Linked DNA regions of Mus musculus: all the other regions are linked to region 1. The links are chromatin loops, found by intact Hi-C in ENCODE. Cell type or tissue: left cerebral cortex. All regions are shown on one strand.

Region 1 (8,000 bases):
TATAAAATAATGAACAATTTTATGGTTGGGGCCACCACAACATGAGAAGCGGTATTAAAGACTGCAGCCTTAGGAAGGTTAAGAAGCACTGATGTGGGAGACTCTTCCTGACTTCGAACCAGAGGTATAGTGAATGATTAGTGCAGCCTCACACCATGACCTGGAAAGCTGAGAAATAGGAGTTAGTGTGTGCCCAGCACGAGAGTGATTGGCCACTTGTCCAAAGTACTGTCTACAATTATGAACTTATTTTTACTGATTCCAGAGTTATCAGGGTCTGTGCTAGGTAGATTTATGTCAACTTGATGCAAACTAAAGTCATCTGAGACAAGGAGACCTCAGTGGAGAAAATGCCTCCATAAGATAGGTAAGTCTATAGGGCATGTTCTTAATCAGTGATTGATGAGAGAGGGCCCAGCCCATTGTGAGTGGCGCCATCCCAGGGCTGGTGGTCCTGAGTTCTATAACAGAGCAGGATGAGCAAGCCATGGGGAGCAAGCCAGAAAGTAGCATCCCTCCATGGCCTCTGCATCAGCTCCCACCTTCAGGTTCCTGCCCTGCTTTAGTTCCTGTCATGACTTTTCTTCAATGATGAACAATGATGTGAGCACGCAAGCTGAATAAACTCTTTCCTTCCCAACTTGTTTTGATGTTTTGTCATAGAAACAGAAACCCTAACTAAGACAGAGACAGAGCTTGAATCCTGACAACCCTAAAAAGGCAGGCTCAGCAGTCCATCACTCAATATGTCAGTAAACAGACAAGTAACAGTGGCCTGGCCTGGCCTGGTGTCAGAGGCTGTAATCCCAGCACTTAGGAAGTAGAGACAAAATCATGGGTTCAAGATCATTCTTGACAACATAGAAGCTCTAGGCCACTCTAGGCTATGAGTGGATGGAGAGGGCGGGGCGTATTCATCAGAGGAAGGATTTAATGTGCCACATTGGGAAGAGAAACAAATGAAGTCCAGTGTCACCCTCCCCAAATCCCAAAAAGGTTTCGGTTGTGAGTAAAAGGGTTGGAGGTATTTGTAACTAAGTAGTCCTGGTCAGGTGTGGCTCTGCCCACCACTGACCCATCCTTGTCTCCATTCCATTATCTCCAGCAATGTGGAGAGATGAGTTGTCAGAATTTCATGGAGACTTTTCCTATAAGACAAGTGCCCCTCCTGTTTCGGACTTTTCCTTCCTCAGCATGAGACTAGACTCCAAGGGAAATTCTAATTCCTTGGGGACGATTGTTTTCATAGTCTGATCCCTGGTGGGAAGAGCACTGTGTTTCCCTTTAGAATGTCTTCACTATTGCCAAGATATCACTTTCCTATTTGTAACCAAAGTGGCTCAGATTGTAATGAAGAAGCAAAGGGCCCAGACCCAGTGACTCCGAACAAGTTCTATTCCTTACTTGTGGTATGTGTCCACTAACGACCACAGATGTGGTACTGCTCAGTGTTGTCACTGGCTCCTGTCTGATGGAGCTGCCATCTCTATGTACCTCACTGTTCTCAGTACTGGAAAGAGATAACATGGAGATCTGTGAACTCTCTCCACAGTTCTACCTCCAATCACTCTCATCCACACCATTGCCTGAAGCAAGTTGCAGGGCCATAATCCAGTCAAACGAAGGGGTGAAATCCCATCAGTTAAAGAGCTGGAATATCTGCAAACAGGTGCAGTTTGTCCATCACCTCCCTGAGGGAGATAACCTGGATCCCACGCAGTGACTATACCCAGTCAAAGTCTGTGATCTCTTTGTGGTAGGCAGTCCCATCTAGCCAAATGCTGCCTGGTGCCCTGGAACCTAGCAACTACTTCACTCCCTGTCTATACCACTCACGCAGATATTGACATTCAAAGGGACAGTGTGCAACTGATGAAAGCCTTAAGCCAGCTTTCCTGAAGGTGTTCCTTGCTCTGAATGACCCACACCTACAGATTCGGAAATCTAGCACAATGGGGATTGAAAAGCTAGGAATGTGGCATTTGACGGAAATCAATACTGTTCAGTCAGCTTTACTGACCCCCATGCTTACAGGAAGCACACGGGGTTGAGAGTGGAGGAGACAACATGGCAGAAAGCGGTAGCTGCAGGTTTAAAATATCACTTTGAGATTTTAAACATGAGGAAATACAAACCAACACACTTTGCCCTTATATATTTAGACATTTGCTGCTGTGCCATTTGTTTGCTACAAAAGGGATCTCTAGTTTTTAAATCTAGTTAATCAAACAGTAAAATGAGTATAATCTTGCAAAATAATTCTGAAGAGAATCATACTGGCATAAACTCTTGGTTATCATTTCATACAATGTACTTTTTTCAAACAATTCTCCAACATCTACTTAAAAACACAAATTGGTTTTTGTTTTTGTTTTGTTTTGTTGTTGCTGTTTTTTCACATTCCATTTCTTTGGGTTTTTACCTTTCCGGGTAATATTAGTACAGATCTATTTTATATGATTTTAAAGATTGTTTACTCTTGACTCATCAAAACGCTGTCTTGTTAGTTATTTGATGTGCAAGACGCTTTTACTGATATTTCAGCAAGTGCTTTAAACCTTAAGGTTTTACTTTTTTTCAAACCAAATTACTTTGAGCAATCAAAGGTCTGAGTTTGATTTGAAACTCTCAATAAGACGTTCAGCAGTCTGATTTCTCTTGCTACGCCGGGTCTAACTCCTGAAAGATAGCATTGTTTCCTTTGGGTTTTCAGACCGTTGCCCTTTCTGGGCAGGGCCACCACGCCCTGGAGATGAGCTGGAGTCAGGTTTGTCCTTCGGTAACTGTTACTCTGTTTTTACATCAGTCCCACGTTTTGACTTCTCTGCTCTTGGCCCACAAAGCAGTTATTATTATAGGTATGACTTACTGGAAAGCCACCCTCAAATATGAAAAGGCCAGGCCTGGCTTCTGAAAACCCTTTCATCCCTCTGGTCTTGAAAGCATTTTTTCTGTCAGACTTCAGTAAGCAAGTTGGATTTGGAGTCCCAGGAAGGTTATGAAGTGGTAGAAGAAAGGAATGAAGCCAGAGTTCAATGTTATTTCCAAAGCCCATCCTGAGGGAAACGATAATTTATTACTTGTTTTTGGAATTCTAGTCATGGGGGAACCTTCGCTCAAAACTTAAACGACTTACTTTGCAAGAAGCCCTGAAATGTGCACCACACTCCAAGTTGAATCATTCCAAGTTACTAATTAATTCTTTCAAATTCAATAAGCAATAGGGTGGCATTTGTCCTTGACTTGTACAGAAGCTGGCTTTTCCGTCTGCACAAAGGTTGGGCCAGACTGGGTTCAAATTCTTCCTCTAGTTACTAGTTGAAAACTTAGACAAGCTATTTAACTTTTTGTCTCCTTTCTTTATTTGCAAATAAGCGAAAAAAAAACATACCTACCCACTGAGTTTATCTGAAGGGTTGGATCAGATACTAAATAAAGCACACTCATTCACCAATCCAGCCTATGGGGTGGGAGAAAACTCCCAGTCAGGTAAGAAAATGAGTTATTTCCTTTCATCTCTTCTTTTAATCAGAGTGACCTTTGTCAACTGGGCTATGATGTATTGTAGATCCGAATGTTACCTGAAAGTGTAATTCGTTTCAAATAACGACTCCCTTAAATGGAATACAATTCCGCTGTTCTGAGCTTGAGAGGCGAAACCGACTGATTTGATATTTGTAGAGGGCTGAGAGCCAGGAAGCCCCCCACCCCACTCACCCAAGGAACAGTTACTGCTCAGAGAAAGGGCGGCTAGGAAGTTACCCTTCAAAAATAAACCTGAGAGCAGCCTGCATTTCCCTCTGCTGCCTCTGGAAGAGGTGTGCGATCTAAAGTGCGTCCATCATGAATAATGCTTGCCTTTCCTCTCCCAACTACTGCACTCCCAGGCAGAAACATCACCAGCCGCTGCCACTGGGTAGCTCAGGGCAGCTCAGTGGGTGATCACGCACGATTAGATGCCCGCGTGAGACCCGGAGTGAAGACGAGGAGCCAAAACACTTCAGCTCAGTCTGATTTCAAAGGTCGGGCTGAGCCCCCAGAGCTCATCCCAGGGCCTGATTTTCCGCGGCTTTTCCGAATAAGCTATCTTTGTTTACATTTGAGCTTGGCTCACTCCCAGAAAGCATTACTACCTTCTGTCCGGAGAAGCATCTCGCCTTTGCAGACGGTGCTGGGGCAGCAAAGTTCGTTTTCCTGGGTAGGGAAGAGCGATTCTCTTGCTCCTCACGCGGGTAGTACCCAGTGTTTGGACAGTAGTGGGCAGTTTAGGGTAGGTGGAGGTTTGGAGGGGAAGGGGAGAAGGTTGGTGCGGGGCAAGCCAATGAAGTGCTGAAGCTGTATGGGGGATTCTTCTAGAAAGTAGGGTGGGAAAGGAGCTAGGGAGGGCGTGTGGAGGGACAGGATCCGTGTCAGAACGTGCGTGTGAGCGGATACAAAACCCAGGGAGGCGTGATCGGCGGCGTGTGTGCAAGCCCGAGCGAGGGGCGCCGGCGGGGTGTGTGCTCCTGGTGAGTGACACGGAGGGGCGGGCGGCCGCCGGGAGGGGGCGGCTGCGCGGGCGGGAGTGTCCCTGCGTGGGGCTGGCGGCGCGGAGTTGAGGCAGTGAAGGAATCCAGCCTGCCCAGCGGCCCAGCGGCCCTACCGCCGCTTTCCCTCAGCTCGCTCTCCGCGCTGCAGGGGCCGCCAGCGCCGCGCCCCGGCCCGGGACAGAGCAGCCGCGCTCGCAACGAGGTAAGCCCGGGTCCCCGGGTCGGGCGGCTCACCAGGGCCTGCGTGGCCAGGGTGGGGGCGATCGACCAGCCGAGCGCCCGAAGGCCGCCTCCCGGGGCACTGGGTGTGGCCCGAGCTTGGCCGACCGGACGCGGAGGTCGCGGTCCTTGCCTTCCCCCGGCGGGTGGTGGGGACAGCGGCGGAACCGATCGCGGACTCGGCCTGCCCTGCTCCACGCGGGCGCCCCCCTGCGCTCCAGCTCCGCGCCGCCGATCTGCCTGCCCGGAGCGGGGCCGCAGGTCCCGAGCGCCCCGCACCCCTCGGCACCGGCGGGATCGGGTCCCAGCGTTCGCGTGCGCGCGTCGAGGGCGCGCAGGGCAGGCGGGAGGGGGCGCCCAGGCCGCCGGACCGAGCGATGTCATTGCAGGGTCTGGGCAGAAAAGCCCCCCGGAGCCCGCGGGCGCCGCGGACTGCAGCCCGGAGCGAGGGTCGTTTCTGAGTCGCGGAGACAACTTGAGTTTTGCGCATCTGGGGAGATAGCAGAGCTTCTGGCGCTCTGCTGGGAGTTCCGTGTTTACTGCGGACACCGGGGTGAAGGATCCAGCCTTCACCTGGACGGGAATGCGACGGAAACCTCCCATCCTTTCCTTCCTCCTTGCGAGTGGAGCCTTCCAGTGCGCAGTAGGGTCGGCATTTGTGAACTTGATGGGTTTTCGGCTCACAGCAGTCCTGGTTTTTAGCAGGTGCCAAGGTTGTGGAGACCTGACACACTCATTAAAGATTCTTTGTAGACAGCATTTTGCTTTGAGTGCAGCACAATCTCTATAGTGTGAGACTAGCGAAAAACCCTTGAACTTCAACCACAGCGCCGTCCTTTCCTTCCATAAAACACATGTAATATTTCACTTGCTTATTTAAAATACTAAAGTATCTGACCCCTTTGCAGCCCCGAAGATTTTAAAGGGGAGAGGGACACGGAAATTTTAGAATTTGTGCAGAGATAGAGTAAGGTCGTGCGGTCTTTATACCGTCATTCAATTTTGTTTTAGAGGAGCATTCATTGCTACTCAGACTCTGTTTCCAGAGAGTAAGCAAATGTGCAGTATGGCAGAGAAAAGAAAGGACAGGAAGTCAGAAATAGAAAAAGACTATTCAAGTAGTAGAAAAAAATATTTTGAAAGAACTCTTTAAAAAGTTGCCTTCTGGATAAAATATTTTATGAGCCTTATGAAATTGTGTTACTTAACCAGAAAGCACTGTTCTGGGAAGATGGGAGACAGTCTTATCAAGGAACTGTAATGCTTTAAAAAATCTGTATATCTGATGTTTGTTGGTTTTTTAACCAGGAACAAAAAAAATCAACTTTGGGAATGATTTTCTATTTGGACAAGGCAAATACTACTTTAGTCTCTAATTAGAGTTTTGAAATAAACTCAAGCTGGGTTAAAAACCTTTTTCTGTAGAGCAACAGAACAGAAATCATGTCAGATTCCGTATGGCTTTAAACACACACACACACACACACACACACACACACACACACACACACACACACACACGACTAGCTCCAAGGGGGAATTTGCATAAAAATACAATTAACTTGAATGCAGAGAATATTTAAGAGATGAAGGGGAAAACACTGAACATCTGGGAAAGGGGTGTATTAATTGGCAATTTTTGTTCTTTAATTTCTGAAATATTAAATGAGTGCCTAGGAATCAATTTAGGTAGTGTGCTAATTTAGTCAGGCAAAATGGCCAGGGCTTCTTTTGTGTCTGTTTTGTTGTGAGGAGCCCCCCACCAAAGTGGTCAATTGCTAGTTTCTCTGCTCGAACTAATTTCAAGTGGCCATTGTGGGAAGAGGTGATCAAAGGAACAAACACTTAGGGCACAGCATGGCAGCCAGTGAAGCGCTGCCACGTAGGTCACCTCTACTTGGAAACGGCAGCTAAGCCTTAGAAATGCCTCATTTTTAGTCTACAATCAGAGGCTAGTACCATTGCTAACAGTGGGTGTTCCTTCATGGCTGGGTGTTTTTTTTTTTTTTTTTTTTTTTTTTTTTTTTTGGAAGGGCAAAGGTGGTCTCCCCTGGAGGATCTTTACAGAACTACAGTCAACATCTTAGGAGATAAGTCAGGATACCAAGTGTCAGATCCGGTTTTGATAAAATGGAAAAAGTAGAAGTTGCTTATGGCAAATTTTAGGCTGCTGCCACCACTCTCACCATATGACAAGAGAGTACATTTTGTATGTATCTAATAGACACTGCTTAGTCACTGTTGCTTCCCTGGTGACCATCTCTGGTACTTTCATTGTTACTTGACTATGATAATCTAATCTATATGTGTATGTGAAACAGTAACTTCTATAAGTAAGACACAGGATGTAAGGGCATATGCCATGTGGACAGACTTATAAATGGTTGTGTGCATTGATCGCTGAATGGTTGAATGTAATTCACCTAATCAGGTCCTTCTACCACTACTCCACCATCAAGTGGAATTGCACAATTAAAATGGAATTTGCATTATACAAAGAGTTAAAGGAAACAGTAAACATTATAGGAGAAAAGCAAACCTTTTATTCCCTTTCCTCTTTTGAAGACAACTCTTATGAAGGTGTTATTTCCTTAACACATCAAAATGGCTAATTTAGGGCCGTGAAGCTTGTTATATAAATAGGCCATATGTTGAATTCCTACCAGGATTTATCCATTCGGTGTATTATAATGGCTAGGACCCCCTAAACACCTTAGTAGAGAGAAATGATCTGTGAAGGTTTACATCCACAGTATGTAGCATTTCCATTATGCCTATTTGATAGCTCCTACTCTTATTTTCTTATAAAAAATTCTTAAACATTATCTACCATTCTATCATAACAGATCTTTAGCTGTGGTACTGATAACTCCCCATTCCTGTTTAGCTCTTGCATAACAGACTTTTCATGTTGGTTGTCTAGTCTCAGACCAAAGACTATGGGCATGATAACAGCATCTCCTCACAGCTTATACTAATCTTGTGCCTTCGATGATGAAAGATCCTTCTGTTTCTTAATACGTTATGGTTTCTCTGGATCACATGGTCCAGGAGTCCCTTCTGGTTCTCCAATAAGAAACTGTATCAGATCTTAACCTTTTCCTGTGACAGCTCCTGCCAGTAGACCGCCCTACCTTTCCTTTTCGTCCCTCACTCCTTAGAGCCTGTGCCCTCAGGCCAGCCTTTGCTGTCTGCTGGCAAATTTTACATCCCTCCTCATCTTCCTCTCTTTACCATTGAGTTCCCCAACCC
Region 2 (8,000 bases), 170 kb after region 1:
TTATGTGCTTGTGAGTCTTGTCAGAAAAGAGCACAGAAAGTGGGAGAGTTCCAACATTTTCTACATGTAGACCCGGGCAAGCCCTGTAAACTAGCTATCCATATCTACACTGTGAAGCAACTGAGAGCCACCACCTCAAGGATGACTGTGATTTAGATGTGGTTACATACTTCCTGAGTGCTGTCGTCTACCCGACCTCCCACCCCCGTCACCTGTTGACTCTTGGAGTCTTTAGCTTACATGGACAGTCAGCTTTGGCCTGTTGTTGCCTTTCTACCCATCCATCTCTTCATGTTTCTGGCTGCTGATGGCTTGCTGGCTTGTTGAAGGAATTGATTTTTGGTATGAGGCTTTTGAGCTGATTGGCTTTAAATTACAAAATGTTTTAGAAAAATTACCTCTGTGACCATAGCACATTAACTGCTTTCCCGGAGGTCTCCCAGGTACACCTCATCCCTGTATTTGCCTGAAGTAATATTTCTGAACTGTAAGAATGGTTATTTTGAAATAAATTAGGGAACCTGTTTTGCAGAAGAAAATTCATGGGCAGAATGTCACTTCTTTCTTCATACATGTGATTAGAATTTAAACATAGACTGTACAGAATAGTCAACTTAGAACTTTTTGTGTTAAACTTTTTGTGTTAAAGATGATCTGTGTCCTGCCCATCTGTGAAATGAAACATATTTCATTGTATTACATTTTAAGCATACAGGAGTTTTTGGTTTGGTTTGGTTTGGTTTAGTTTGGTGTGGTTTGGGGTTTTGGCCTACTCTTTCTTTCTTTCTTTCTTTCTTTCTTTCTTTCTTTCTTTCTTTCTTTCCTCCTCCTCCTCCTCCTTCTTCTTCTTCCCCCTTTCCCCTTCCCCTTCTTCTTCTTCTTCCCCCTTTCCCCTTCCCCTTCTTCCCCTTCTTCTTCCCCTTCCCCTTCTTCTTCCCCTTCTTCTTCTTCCCCCTTTCCCCTTCCCCTTCTTCCCCTTCTTCTTCCCCTTCCCCTTCTTCTTCCCCTTCCCCTTCTTCCTCTTCCTCTTCCTCTTCTTCTTCTTCTTCTTCTTCTTCTTTTCTTCTTCTTCTCTTCCTCCTCCTCCTCCTCTACCATCCCCTCCTCTTCTTCCCCCTCTTCCTTTTCTCTTTGAAGATAAGTGCTTTTATTTCAGCTCCATTTACAAGGCTGTGGTTCTGGATCAAGAATTATGTCAACTTGACCTATTTGTATATTGTCTGTCTCTACTGTGATTTGAAAAACTTTATCTATGATATAGGGGACAGATTTTCCTGATGCCTACTAGTGTCTTCTATGGTTTGTTGACTTCAGACACTTACCTCCTCTTTTCAGCAGAATGGACCTTCCAGCCAAAGACGAAGATTTAATCCACAGTATCACAACAGGCTAAATGGTCCAGCCAAGTCACAGGGTGGTGGTAATGAAGCGGATCCCATGGCGAAGAGCAACAGCCGCCATGAACACAGAAGACAGCCACATAATGGTTTCCGTCCCAAAAACAAAGGTGGTGCCAAAAACCAAGAGGCCCCCTTGGGGACAAAGGCCCCAGAGGCCCCCCCACATTCTGAAAAGGCCCGTCGAAGGCAGCATGCTGCAGACAACTTAGAGGCCAGGCCTTTCCGGGGTAATGTTAGTAGGGTTTCACAGTGCAATCTTTGTCCCTCTAGAATAGAAGTTTCCACGGAGGCCACGGTCCTCTCAGTCCCCGCTGTGACGTTGGTGGCCTGAGCTGGGAAAGAAGAGAGCAGGTTTTGCCTGGCTGTGGTTCCCTGCCCAAGGTGCTGACCCAATCGCTGCCAAAAGAGAGTCAATCAGAATATCCAAGTCCTGTATGTGTGTGTCATCCTCTTGCGATCATTTTTACTAATCCTAATACTCTGCTCTAGCTTGCTTCAGAACTCCCGTGGCTTTGCTTGATCTGTTGTTGCTTCTCCTCATCAAGACTTTGCATCATGTTAGCCAGCCAGTATTTACTCATTGTTAGGAAAATCGAGCTGTGGCTGAAGACCCGAGGCTCAGTTAGCAACCTCTGTTGTAGCTGTCAACCCATTGGTTGTCTTTAGAGAGTTAATGTTGAAACAAGGAACTCTTGGTCAGACAAACGTGATCAGCTGAAACACGTGTGCTTTTGTAGAGTTTAACATCTGGTGTTTTTCTGAAATATATATAAATATATATCTATAAACATATATTGCTTTATTTGAAACAAATTAAAATATGCTGCATTTGACACCTGGCTTGCTCTTTCTATCGATGCCTACCTTGTTGAATGTTTTCTGTAGCACCTTTGAGAAAAGGTTAGAGATCGGAAGTTCGGTGCAAAGCTCTGTTTCCTTTGAAATAAAAACTGAAGAAATAATGATACTCCCTCAGTTACCATAGGGAGAGGTGCTACACACCCCAATCATCTCGAATGCCATGTGGTAGTTGGAAACCTTGGACATAACAAAATTTACCTCAGCCTAGCTTACACAATAGATTATGAGTTCATTAGCCAGAGTCCAGTTTTCCCGATCATGATTTCCGCTCCCTTCTCTTAATTCTGAATTCTGTCCTCCATATTCTGACACTATATTCAGCATGATAATAATGACTAAGCCCCTGAGCGCTCTCACTGGCTTCCGTGTGGGACACTGGTCTTGTCAGAACTCACAGCAAAACTCTGGCATGAAGTTACTTGTTATAGACCTGACTGAAGATCGTCCATGGAGTGAATGAGTCAGTAGCATACACTAGTTAACGGATATTTTAGTTAGCATACCCATAGTCCACCTGTGGCACTGAAGCACTGCTTATGTAGAGGAGACTACTGTTGCATCAGGGAGGGAGAGTGGGCATAGAGTACCCCCAAACCACAGGGCCTCAGTTCCCCTATCTTTTGACTGCCAGGCATGCTTTGCTGACTGCTTTCATGTGCAAATGCACCCTTTCAACTCCATGTTGAGATTTTTTTCTGACAACCCAGGTTCACTGGTTCTTGTCCTCCAAACAGCTGAGCCTGCTAGCCACACAGGCATCTGTTTCTTCTTTTGCCAAGTACAGGCGAATGTTTGCTCTCTCCAGAGCTTTCTGAGGTCGCTGAGTGTACCCAGAGATTTAACAGGAATTCCAAATGTCAAGTCACATTCCAGGAAGGAAGGAAGAGAAACCCATTCAAATAAGAAAAGATGAATTCTTGGGACCATAGTCTCTGTTTACCCTGTCTGAGACTCTGAATTTATATCTTACAAATCAGAAGGATTTTTTTTTTTTTTACACAAGTTCTATGTAGCAAGATTCTGCTCAACCCCTGAAAAATGGCAGTTGGAATGTGGCAGCTGTAAAGGCAGAGGCAGAAAATTCTTACAAAATGAAAGAAAATGGCTGGGCCAGGTAAAAAATGTGCCTGCTTTGTCAGAGTTCAATCCAGCCACTCCTGTCTTCTCCCACACCCTCAGGATACCCTGGAGTTAAGAAAGCTCAGACACATTCCCAAGAACATAGCAAACACTCCCAGGTCACTGGAAAGAAGCAAAAGAATGATAAAAAGTATTCAGACCTGATCACATTGTTTCCTAGACTTTAGCCTTAGACTCTGGCATGTGATCATTTTTGAATTTGCATTTTAAAATGGTAATTAGATACTTTAGGTCTTTGAAATAAATACTCTGTCACATTTCTTCACGTCTGTAGAACCGTTTGTTTAATCCTAAGGATTTGAATCGTATTCTAATGTCTCTCACTGTATGAATGTATGCATGCGTGTGTGTGCATGTTCAGATGCATATGTGTAAATGGAAACCAGAAAAGCAGCTGTGTTATTGTTTATCCTTGGTTTTGTTCTGTTTTTCTTCTTTAAGATAGAGTCTCTCGCTGGTCTGAGGCTCCTAGGCTCGCTTGTCTCACTAGCTAGTGCATCCCAGGGACCCACTGTGGCTGCCTCCCCAGCCCTGGGATTACCAGTGCGCGCCAGCTTTTTATGTGAGTTATTGGTATCAAAGTCAGGTCTTCATGCATGAATGGCAAACAGTTTACCTACTGAATGATCCTCCGGCCCAGTTTTATTATTCTCAATAAAAGAGTGGCAAGCCCCCTTTAAAAGTCCTAGAACTATGAATACTCCTTATGTCTCTACTTAAGATACAGAAGTCAGAGGAATAGACAATTCTAAGACATTTCTTTCACAGATGTCAGAACCGTTGAATACTAGTAATGCATGCATAACTTCAGAACTCACCTATATTACACCACATAGATCTGCAGTCAAGACTCTGGAATCCAAACCCCAGGGAGTTCCCAGTTACATTCCAGATTTACACTTCACTGGAGAATCTGCACGCTCCCACTCAGGGGCCATGAGAAAGTCCCCTGCACACAGTGTGTTTAACCACTAAGAAACTGAACCTCAGGAGATGCTCAGTTTCAGGGAAGAAACTAGTAACACTAGTCCCCATGAAAAGCTCAGTCTTTACAGACAGGTTCTATTCATCTCAGAAACAGGAGTTCTAATTACACAGTCAGGTTAATGGGGAAAGTTACCAGCTACAAGTTTTTGTTAAAGTGATGGACTTGAGAATTCTATTTTTTCTATAAGCCTAGATTTGAACCTCAATCTTGATTTAATCATGACAAACAGACACGGCATTGTGTCCACCACCACCTTTTACACTCTGCCTGCTTTGCTGGCTTACCTAGGGTGCCCTCATGTGTCTAGCAAGAGAAATGTTTTTGTTTTTCAACAGACATTCTAGTGACAGCACATAAAATAATGGAATGGCTTTCCCCCTTCCCAGTCCAGAGTAAAACCTAAAATCCATGACTAGGAAGGCCATGATTCCAAATGACCCCAGGACAGAAAGATACTGATACAAAAAAAGAGCTAGCCGGATGCTCCACCATCTCTCAGTGGTCGCTCACCAAGTGACCAACAGAGTCGATTTTTCCTGAAAATACTGAGCATTTTATTTGTTCTAATGTTTGAGGAAAAACACGTGTGAAGGATTGGTGAGTCCTAGGGTCATTTAGCTAAGAATTTGAAGCACAACTTTAATAACTTACAAGACATTATAGGGTTTTTTTTTTCTTTATCCTCTTGCTTTTCATACCAAGTCTTTACAAGTCCTAAGAAATGCGTTTGTGTATTTATAGTTTCTGAGGCTTAGTCCCCATCCACAAAGGCTCATTGCTGCAGCTCCCTGGGCAGAGCCGTGGGGTGCGAATTGAGTTACTCTACAAATGCACAGCACTGCTCCCAGCTACTCTCACCACGCAAGCTTCCTGCATGTTCTCTTAGCATCATTTCCAGAAGCCCCTTTATCTAAGGACTGTCTCTTCCCATAGCCTAGAAGTCCAGTGCTACCACCAGGTTCATATTTTATAGGAGAAATCGCCACACTCAGATTCCAGAAAACAAAATTCTAAAGAAAATTTTATTTATGTGGGGAAAAGTATGTAGTAAATTTCCACACACACACAATTCAGAACCATGACTGTGGCAATGACCAAAGAACCAAAAAAAAAAAAATAATAATAATAATCTTGTCAAACATAAAATAAACCATCCTATTTGAAACCTGAGATACTCAACTTTGAATTAGATTTATGACATACTGGAGCCCCACTAGCCTGTATCCTTAAACACGTCTCTGTTTCTCCTACACACAGCCCCAAAAGTCTACAAATCACAGTCAGGTCTCTTGTAGCAACTGCACCGTGTCTTGGTATCTATTTTCTGTGTTAGTTGCTTCTCTGTTACTAAAGCAGCAATTTAAGAGAAGGATTTATTCCAGCTCATGATTTGAGGGCACAGACCATCATGGCGGGGGCAGCACAGCGGGGGTCAGCATGGCGGAGTGGCAGCTCGAAGCTGCTACACTTAGGAAGCAGTGATGAGTGCTGGGACAGGCACTATACCTTAGTCTTTATTAAGTAAATGCTTGATCAGAAAATAAAGTGTTCCTAAAAGCAGGCATGGCATGGTGGCACACACCTGCAATCATCCTAGCACTGGGGAGGTGAAGGCAAGAGGACCTGGAGTTCAAAGTCACCCTAGCTACCTATCAAGTTTGAGACCAGCTTAGGCTACACGAGAGAGACCCTCTTCAAAAAGCTGTGTTATTTCTAACTTTGTACTAAGATCAGAAATGTAATTGGGAACGCAATGGATAGAATTCCTCTTGGCATTCTTCAATTCTTTGTTGATTTCCTCCCTCTTAGTTCCACTCCTGCCTGCAATTGCCAGCTCCAATGTTCTCCTACTTGTCCGTACCCCCTAAGGAGGAGAGGCAGATATGTGCTCAGGTTGAGACACCCAGAAATCACAATTGGTCTCAGCAGGGGGGAAAGCAGCCCCTGCCACCTGCAGAAGGCATGGGGGCGGGGGGTGGGGGGAGTCTGAGGACATTTCTGATTGCTGACCAGGTGCCACCACCAACCCTCCAGTGCAAGTAGAATGACCAAGTGCTATCTGATCCAAAATGCCAACAATGCCACTGTGCTAGGTCTATCAGTGTTGTGTGCTGTGTGTCTCCCAAAATCACGAGTTCCCAAATGCAGCAGTATTGAGATACAAGGAACAAGGAGAAACATTTAGTTTACAGGGGCTCCATGCATGAGTGGACTAATGTCAATACAAAAGGTCTACAGGCTTTCAATTCAGTCTTGTTTTCTCATGCCCTCCTGTCCCTCTGCTTCCAACATGTGATGGAGCAGAAAAAGGCCTTCTTAATCTTAGACTTCCCAGCTTCTAGAACTATAAGAAGTCTTAGGAACACAGAAAAAGAAAGAGGATAAATAGAAAGGATTGAAAAAGAGACCACCCACCAGACGGGAGACCACCCAGAAACCTGGATGCCACAGGGTGCCCTTTATTCAAGTTGGCTACATTCTCTACTGGCTCCAACTCACTTGTCTGCGGACCAGCAACCATGATCTAAACGTGTGATTTCTGATGTCCTTACACCGTCTGTGTTGTTCACACTCAAACTGAGCTCCCAAGTCTTACAAATGAATAAGTTGGGTGGTGAGTTCCTGAAAGATCTGGAATTGAGCTCGAAATGTCAAAAGTTTTAAGAAACCTTGACAGAAAGAAGTGATTTTTGCCTTTTTCCAATTTGATCAAGTATTGTCTCTTCCTCACCCCCTCCCCACAAGCCCTTTGCTTTTGAAACAAGTTTCTTTTCTAAGCTCAACCTTCCCTCCACCCCCCGAATTCATACCTGGAGCTCAGCAGAATTTTACTAAAATAATGAAGGCTTTAGGGTAGAAGCCAGCATAAAGTCTTAAAAAAGCGAACCTTATAAAATGAAAATCTGTTAAACAAACAAATAGGCAGAACCTTGACTGGCAGTTTCTGTAAAATTCTATTTGTCTTAGCTACAGCCAACATCAGAAACCATCTATCTAGCAAATATAAAATGTGTATGGGTCGTCTATGGCAACACACATACGGAGAAGAATTGGCTTCTCTGTAACAATGGAAACCATGCGTATTTCATGAGGCTGACAGCAGTGTATGTGACAATGGCTCCTTCGAGGCTGCCCCACCAACCAACTTCTGTGAATGTGTAATTCTGTAAACAGCAGAAAACCAATTTTTCCCGTTAGCTATTCATGATGTTCCTTTTCTTGGTTGTACTACAGACTTGAAGTCCTGGGCACTAATGCATCCTCAACAATGCATCACTCACCCACTGACGAGGGAAATGGCAACTTGTTGACAGTTTCCAAGGGAGCGTTTCCACAGAAGGGATGGAAAGGTATTCAGAATAATTAAAAGGTCTTAGTGAACTTACAGTACACATGTGTACCTCACTTGCTCCAGTGGGAGCTCCACCCCTCATCACATTCACATTTCTTGGTTAGCATTTAAACATCAGACCAAGTGTGTACAAGCCTGTACAGATGTGCACCACCACCCCTCATAAGGTAACCCTCCGGTCATGTTAGCATCCTTCCTTCTATGGAAAAACTTACTACCACGGGCCTTCCCACATATTCAAAATGCTACATCAAAGTTT
Region 3 (8,000 bases), 100 kb after region 1:
AAACTGAGTTCTCCACGAAGTTCAGCATCCTCACAGGTTCTGGAGGAAAGACTATGGGAAAACCACTCCTGCCTGCCACAACCTATGATCAAGCAGACCCTTAAAAACACTTCATCCTGCCTTCTCTCAAGTGCTGCAAGCCTCTAGAACTGCATCCTGGTTCTGAGCAGATCCCAGCTAACTGTGCTCAGTTTCAGAAGACACACAGTGTTGCCACGATCCTCACTTCGGCTTTCCCCCTGACTCTGTCAGCACTGTGTTTACCTCATCTTCAAAGCTTCATTTTTCTTTCTAATCCTGTTCTGCTCGCCCCAAAAAGTTAATTTTGATTTGTGCCGGTGGTGTTAATTCCCAAAAAGTCAGCCGAGTAGAACATGACAACACTTCATACATATTGTTTTGCTGGCAGGAAGTAGATATTCGAAAAAGCAATTAAATTACGGAATCATCCTCGATGCAAAGGTACCAGCCTGCGAAGGGTATTGCCTTCCTCGCAAGAAGATGCACAGAAGACCCGCCTTCATTAGTGTGCAGATGATACTACTGGTCCAGCAAATGAAGCAATACATACACAGAATCCAAGCTCAGCGTGTGGGAAATGTGGCCAAAGCTGATTATAAAGCCTTTTGAGTGTTGCAGGAACTGCAAACCCATACATAACTGGTTCTTGGTGGTGCAAAGAGGAGGCCGTTGGGTGCTGGACTGCTGCCCTTATTGTAGCAGATAGGATAGTGCTCACCTTTAAGTGTGTAAAGTTCCTCAGGGCTGGAAGCAGCCATCTGCTATGCCCGGGACCTAGGAGGCACCCCACACATCTGTGGCTTGAATCTATTAAGCTTTTGAATACTGCAAGTTTCTTTCTGCTGAGCTGTAGGCACTGAAAAAGTAGCATAAAGACCTAGAATGTCTCAATGACTATGTCACTCAGTCCCCCACTCCATCCATTTAGCCACTCACCAGACACTATACCTCCATCTCCTGTGTGCCCCCAGTGTTTAAGATGCTGTGGATATAAAGTTTGCCTTGAGCAACTTACACTGCATCAGATACAGTCACACAAGTAAATTCTGGAGCTTGCGAGAGAGCTAGCGACAGTATGTGGGCAAGACTTGTGGCTTCTGGTCTCTCACTTTACAGTCTGAGTGCATTTGTTCTTAAAATCTTCCAGTTTTTTTTTCCTTCTTTGCCAATTAGATGGGCTATTTGACCGTGTTGTTTTTATTTCCAGCTCCATTTGTTAATATAGCCTTTAGGCACCTGCTACTTGCTCAAGAAAATGAAACCTTCTCAAACTAGTGCAAATAAAAAGAGGTTATTACACAGGTCTGGCAGGGTGCCACGTGACTTGAGGAAGTCAAGGGAACAGCAGGGGTGGGGGGCAGCTTTCTGGGAGGCTGGCCCCATCCATTTCTACTCTGCCTCTCTCTCACTCTGAATAATCCTTAAGAGTCTGATTGGTGCATTGTGGCCTTTCAAGCCAGCGGCTTCCTGACCATTGTGATTCCTTGTGAATATACTCTGATTGCTTCCTGGGCAGACTCACTTACCAGAAGGTGCAATTATAGATGATCAGTCTTGACTTATCGTGGTCTGACTTACAATTTTGACCCTCACGTTGGGGCAAAAGCAACACCCTTAAAACCGTTCTCGTTTGCACTTTGAACAGAGTACTAATAAGTTAAGATACTCGGCACATTACTTCAGAGCATGCTTTGTGTTGAGTGGCCGTGCCCAGCTGTAGGGTACTGCAAGTGTTCTGAACTCATGCAAAGCAGACAGGGCTAAGCTATACCATCCTATTGGGTTTAAGTGCACCAGCTGGTGCATTTATGGTTTATTTTAATTCATGTGTGCTTAAGTTCGTGGGTGTGAACATGTGTGTTACGTGAGTGTGTATGCACGTGTGTGCATGTGCCTAAGGAGGTTAGATCTCAATGCCAGGTGTCTTCCTCAATCCCTCCTTACCTTATTTTTTAGACAGTCTCTGACTGAACTTGGAGCTCACTGATTGGCTACACTGCCTGACTTCCTGTCCCCACCTTCTTATGGTTTTTGAGCATGCCCTGCTGCCACCCAGCTTTCCTACTTGGAGGTGCTGGTGATCCAAAATTTGCTTCTCATGTGTGTGCAGCAAGCACTTCCCAGCTAAACCATTCCCGTCCTCCAAACACGTTGTTGCCTTACCGTGCTTTTAACTTACGATAGACTCATCGGTGCTTTAACACTGTTAGGAGTCATAGTGCACCTCAGTCTGTCTGTCTGTCTGTCTGTCTGTCTGTCTCACCTGTTTGTTTGCATGTCTCTTCCCCAGCTCTGCCCCTGCCTGCACCGTTCCTGTTCTGTCCAGACATCCAGTGTCGGGACTAGACTTTTAGCGAGTGATTAAATGAAACTAAGAGGGAAACACATGTTGGCTATATTCAATATGTGATGAAGAAAGAACTTAGGAAAGATGTTAGGCACACTGTCCCTGTATCTGTGGAGGAAGAAAGTTCTCTAAGCCACTAGTTAAAGGACAATCTTCCCAAAATAAGCCTTGGCCTGCACATAAGCTACATGTTCTTGCAGTTTCAAAGCCATACCTTCATGGCCTATTGAGAATACTCCCACTCTTTTCTGTTTCAGACTTATTGAGCAGCTAATATATGTCAGACTCTCTAGAAGGCACTTTACACGCATCAGTTCTTCCCATTTTTACAGGCTGTGGCAGATAATAGCCTCTTTTTATGAAAGAGTTTCAAAGATCTGAGCAGTTGACCAAGGTCGAATGCCAGAGCCAAGATTAGAGCATAGCTCTGTTCGCTCCAGTGCTCTCTCCATGACATCTCTCCATCTAGAAAGCATCCTCCTGTCTGTGGGCAGGCATCCTTGCTCTTCTGTACTGCCATCATACCTTGTTCATACAAAGAACACAGCACTGATTCTCATTATAGAGTTCCCAGCCCAGCTGCTACACTGTACCTCCTTGGGACAGAACTATAGCTGGCGCTTTCTTGTATCCTCAGTACCTATCACTCAGAGCAGACTCAGCTGATGTCTGTCCTAAGCTGACTCTGGGAAGAGAGAGAGGCATACTGTCCACTTTCTTCATAGTCCCCAAACTCTAAAAATAGCAGTGTTCCTGATTAAATAGCAGTAGAACTGTAAGAATTTTAAAAGTGCACAAGTATTCTTCCAGTCTCTGATGGAATGTAGAGAACATACACGTTTTCTCTGCCTGTATAACACTTGGACGCAGTCAGTCAATTGAGACCCGCTGTGTTACTGTGGATGATAGACACAAAAGTAGATGCCAGTGGCTGTGTGGTAGCAGCATGCTGGTGGAGTATTTGTTCGGCTCCAAGCAGCAGCTGGATGTGGCTACAGGATGAATCACTAAATAAGCGGTTATTAAATACCTACCACACACACAGTATCAGTCACTGCAGAGTAGCCATGGTAACCATGCAGAAATGGCATTGGAGGATTCCACCCTCAGACTGCTTAGAGTCTAGTCAACACAGCTCGCACACAAATCCATAGGATAGCGGAGGTGCTCAAATATTTAAAGACACCTACCTACTGAGGAAGGGCTTTGAAGTTGAGTCAGGAATGCTTCTGGTAAGAAGGGTTAAGAAGGACGCCATGCATGCCTGGCCATTCAGCTGGAATATAAGAGTGGGGACAGATATCTTAAGTCAAAGGAGGGCCCTGATGAAGGAGCGGGGTGAGGAGTCAAGCTGGGTACGGGGCACTTGTCTGTGCTAGGTAGAGGAACAGCGTCACTTGGAAAAGCAGGCTGCTGCCAGGGTGCCCTATGGCCTTGAATGTCAGAGTATACAAATTGCATTTCACTGCTAGTTCTTCGGTAAGGGAATAAGATGGTTGTGATTCTGTGGCCATCTCCCCATGTCCATGTGTTCTAAACCCAAGAGTTCAGGTCACCACAGATCAAGAATACTTTGGAAAAAAACTAAACATGTATAGAATTTTGTCTTGTCATTATTTCCTAAACAATGCAATATAACTATTTTCATGGTGTTTACATTTGGAAGAGGTATTTTAAAATATATATTTAAAGTACCTAGAGAATTTGCATAAGTACATGCGTACCCATTTTTGTAAGGAACTTGGGCTCCTATGTGTTTTGGTATCTTGGAATCCTGGAATACATCTCCCACAGGACCACAGGAGAATACATTTTTGAAAGGATGGCAGCATCAGAGTGAATTTCCAAGGGAGAGACTAGAGTGGAGAGACTGGCTATTTTGTGTCTGTTGATAATGCTAGGTCTTGGCTGATCACACAGCAGTGGAAGTCGATTGAAAAGTCTTCTCTGAAACTCCAGCATGGTTTTAGACCCACTGGTAAGCCAAAAAGAAAGCCTAAGGAGCCATCACAGACTGGCTTGATAATGCGCAGTGTGAACAAGGAAATCTGTTAACAGCCCTTCAACCAGCTATGAACCGAACAGCATCCCATTGCTTGGTTAATGCATGAGCCAATAGGGTGGAGCCTGGTGCAGAATATGTCAGAGCCTGCAGGGCCAGATAGGAAAACCCCCGAGAAAAGAGGGAATCCAGATGAAATTTACTCCGATGGTAACATCACAACAACCCCTTTCTAAATAGCAAATTGAATTTGCTAAACCAGACATAAATTAGTAGAAGAGAAACAGATGAGCACGGTATTGGAAGGCTAAAGCAGTTGCTAAATGAAGCGCTAACTAGCCATCTTGACTGTCACCCAGCAGGCAGAATGGCTGCCTGGTGGGCACGAATGGACCACTCTGTTAGTTTGGCAGGGGAGTCCCTTAGGATTGCTGTCAAGGGCAGCATCTTCCAGCTTCCTTCCAAAGCTGCGGAAGGGCCTGGGGCTGTAGTGAGAGGCTGTGTGTGTGAGAGAAGCAATGCCAGAAAAGGCCTCTGCTACACAGCCACTGCCTGCGTGAATTTTATGAATTCTCCGTATGCAAACTCCCATTAGTCATGCATGGAAGGAGCCGTTCTGACAGCTCTCAGAAGCTGCATTTTCCTAGGCAGCCACAGCCACCGAGCACACCCAGGGCAACACTGCTTTGGCCACCCATCCCCTGTGTTTGCTGGCACTTGGAAATGAGATCTTTCTTAGACTTAAATACTCAGGCTCTTAGAGTCTGTGAATTGTAAATAGCAACTGACTGGTTCCTGCGTGTTTATTTGCGCACAGGAGCACATGTGATCTCTGCATCCTCCATGAAGTCCTTTCTATAAGAAATGATGCAGTGGATTTATGAATTGTGCCGCTCTCTTGGCATTGCCAGAGACCAGTGACCAGAGCAAATAGAAGTTAACCTAGACTTCAGCATCACTGAGGAATAATTAAGAACAAACAGGATACCCCCACCTTATTTACTCATTTCTGTAAAGCTTGAAATTCCTCTTCTAATTAAGGACCAATCCTTCTAGTTGGTACTACTTCTTATAGACTTGATATTGGAACTCAATTAGTGATGATATTCTAGAGAGACATTTGGAACTAAGATACATAAAATAAGGAAGGGTTGGAGAGATAGTTCTGTTGGAAAAATGCTTGCATGAGGACCTTAATTTGATGTCCAGCACCCACATTAAAGTTAGTCACTGTGATGCACATCTGTAATCCCAGGACTGAGAAGGTAGATTCCTGAAGCTCACTAGGTTTTAGCTCCAGGTTCTGTTAGAGTTGATCTCAAAATATAAGGTAGAGAGCCCTTGTAAAAGACACCAGATGTGGACCCTCGACCTTCACATGCACACATGTACACTCACCTCCTTATGGGCATGCACTCACACACACAAACACGCACACGCATGCATATACACACACACCAGTGACAACATAGTTCTGTCTGTCTGCACATAGCTGGCCATGCTCATGTGGTCTTTGTTTCTGATTTTACAAAGATGGGAAGAGTGATGCAGGCGTCTGAAGAGAAAGTGTCTATCGAGCAATGACTTACACTGTTTTTGCCTTAACATAATAAAACATGTTTTGCAGAGGAGAGTCTAGGAACAAGGGAGCAATTATTTTTATGTTGATTTTATGATTCCAGTCTTTGCTAGTCACACAGCTGTGTGTAGGTGGCTTGAAAACTTTGGTCTAACGTTACAATAATGTACTTAAGGTAATTAATAACTAAGCATTTTATTATTCAAAAAGGCATGCTTGATGTGGCGATAATGATGGTCATTATTATGAAATTTTACATATGAACAAACTGTAGTGGCTTGAACTGCTAAAACTGTATTTATTTAAAAGGCATTAGGAGTATAATATAGGTAACTCCAATGCACTACTAGATACAAGGCAAACATTATGTATTACTACTGTTAATGACTTTCCTGGGCTGGCTTTGGTTTTTGTTTCTTTGCATTTTGGTTTAAATATAAAGGTTTATACATGCCAGGCAAGTGCTCTACCAACTGAGCTCCATTCTTGACCCCATCTTAGCTTCTTCCAAAAAACCTGTTAATGTTCAATGAGAAAGAATACCAATCTTTGAAACATGCGTGATAAATAGATGAGATAAGAGGACTCAGCAAACAACTGAGAGATGCTCACAAGGCCAGCATGATGTCATAGCCTTGTAGACCCTGCCTAGTCTGGTCTTGTTATGTCTGACCTCCACTGTGCTCCAACAGCCTCATCCTCTGTCCCCCATCCACACGGTGGAGTCCTGTTCTTCTTGCCCAGAATGCTTGCTCCATCCCTAGCCCTACCCCTAGCCCTACCACTACCCCAACCCTACCCCAACCCTACCCTTTCCCATCCCCTTCCCCCTTCCACCCCACTCTTCTCACTCATCCTCCACATCTGAGTGTATCTATTGAGTCAGATGTCCCTGCTAATGATTTCACAGCATGTCTATGCACCTTGTAAGACTAGTCTACTCTGTGGTCATCTGAGCACGGTCTACATCCCTCATGACCTTTATGTTTCAGGAAATTTGATGCCTTGCCACACAATAACTTAAGGGTTCTCAACCTGCCTAATGCTGCAGCTCTTTAATACAGTTCCCTGTTGTGCCCCCAACCATAAAATTATCTCCTTGCTACTTCATAACTGTAATTTTGCTACTGTTATGAATCATAATGTAAATATCTGACATGGGGGATATCTGATATGCAGCCCCCAAAGGGGTTGTAACCCATAGGTTGAGGACCACTACAATGAGTATTTAAGAGGAGTATTTACAATGTCAGCTTAGTAGCACATGTCTGCCACTGGGGAGACAGAGACAGGAGAGTTTGAGGCCATATAATGCGACCCTATGTAAAAGAAATAAATAGTATTCACTGCGCTGGAGTTTTAAAGAAGGGCAGCAAAGCAATGAGGACTTAGATTTTTTTTAAAGAGTCAGTTTTTCCAATGAAGTCTAGAGAAACTAAGAACCATAAAATGTGAGAATAGTAAAAAACCCAAAGGAGTATTGACTGACATATACAAGCACATATTCTATTAGAATCTCCAAATATTTAGCATTTTTAAATGTCAGGATTTGAAACCAATCTTCTGGTCAATAATGCCAACATCTCTACAAGTCCTATGCCCACAGCCTATGCAATGTTCTCATTATAACCTAAATACTGCTATATACGGATCTGTGCGGAACAGGCAGCCTATTTTCTTGCATCATCAAAAATTACTCTGTACTGCTCAGTTAAATGTCTGGTCAATAGTGTCATATTACACATGCCATGCTTCTATAATCCATACCCCATGAATCCAATTATGACAAATTTCATTTAACTCTAAAACCCACTGGTCCTGACTTAAGTCTGAGTGGCTCGTGTATAGATTATACTGTTCTCTAATGAGCACTTCCCGCCGTCTCTGCACTGTGCTTGCATTTGTTAGTACAGAAATCCTTCTCATAAGATAGGGGTAAGATAGGTTATGCTGAAATGCATAGTACAGTCTTTAATAATCACAAGTTCGTTGAGATAAAGGTCAATTAATTCTAGCAGGCAACCAGAAAGAATCTATGCTACGTTTAATGG

Evidence for each region. A loop is a pair of places that touch in the nucleus more often than their neighbours do. Peaks named below come from ENCODE experiments on the same cell type or tissue, not always from the same donor. Only the 100,000 strongest peaks of a DNase experiment are listed, where the experiment ranks them.
Region 2: a loop joins it to region 1, with 2.5 times the contacts of the local background. A loop is called at or near these places in 10 of 42 quality-filtered maps.
Region 3: a loop joins it to region 1, with 2.8 times the contacts of the local background. A loop is called at or near these places in 2 of 42 quality-filtered maps.

What each region holds. Positions count from the first base shown.
Region 1 is chr1:57,770,294-57,778,293 of GRCm38, forward strand. Spats2l (spermatogenesis associated, serine-rich 2-like) reads left to right here and starts at 4,568. Exons shown (of 14, transcript NM_144882.4): 1 at 4,568-4,731. In left cerebral cortex, CTCF peaks have their summits at 3,807, 4,930 and 6,807; DNase peaks (open chromatin) are centred at 3,877, 4,162, 4,551, 4,903 and 2 more places; H3K4me3 peaks cover 2,379 bases; H3K27ac peaks cover 2,268 bases.
Region 2 is chr1:57,944,733-57,952,732 of GRCm38, forward strand. It overlaps Spats2l (spermatogenesis associated, serine-rich 2-like), which reads left to right. Exons shown (of 14, transcript NM_144882.4): 14 at 1,336-3,665. The coding sequence ends at 1,731. Among named protein-coding and RNA genes, the nearest start is that of Kctd18, 21 kb to the right of the region's middle. In left cerebral cortex, a CTCF peak has its summit at 4,683 (motif pointing left); a DNase peak (open chromatin) is centred at 4,674.
Region 3 is chr1:57,870,828-57,878,827 of GRCm38, forward strand. All of the region lies in intron 4 of Spats2l (spermatogenesis associated, serine-rich 2-like), which reads left to right. Among named protein-coding and RNA genes, the nearest start is that of Kctd18, 95 kb to the right of the region's middle. In left cerebral cortex, no CTCF peak of the experiment used is centred here; DNase peaks (open chromatin) are centred at 1,109, 1,303, 3,412, 4,223 and 3 more places; H3K27ac peaks cover 403 bases.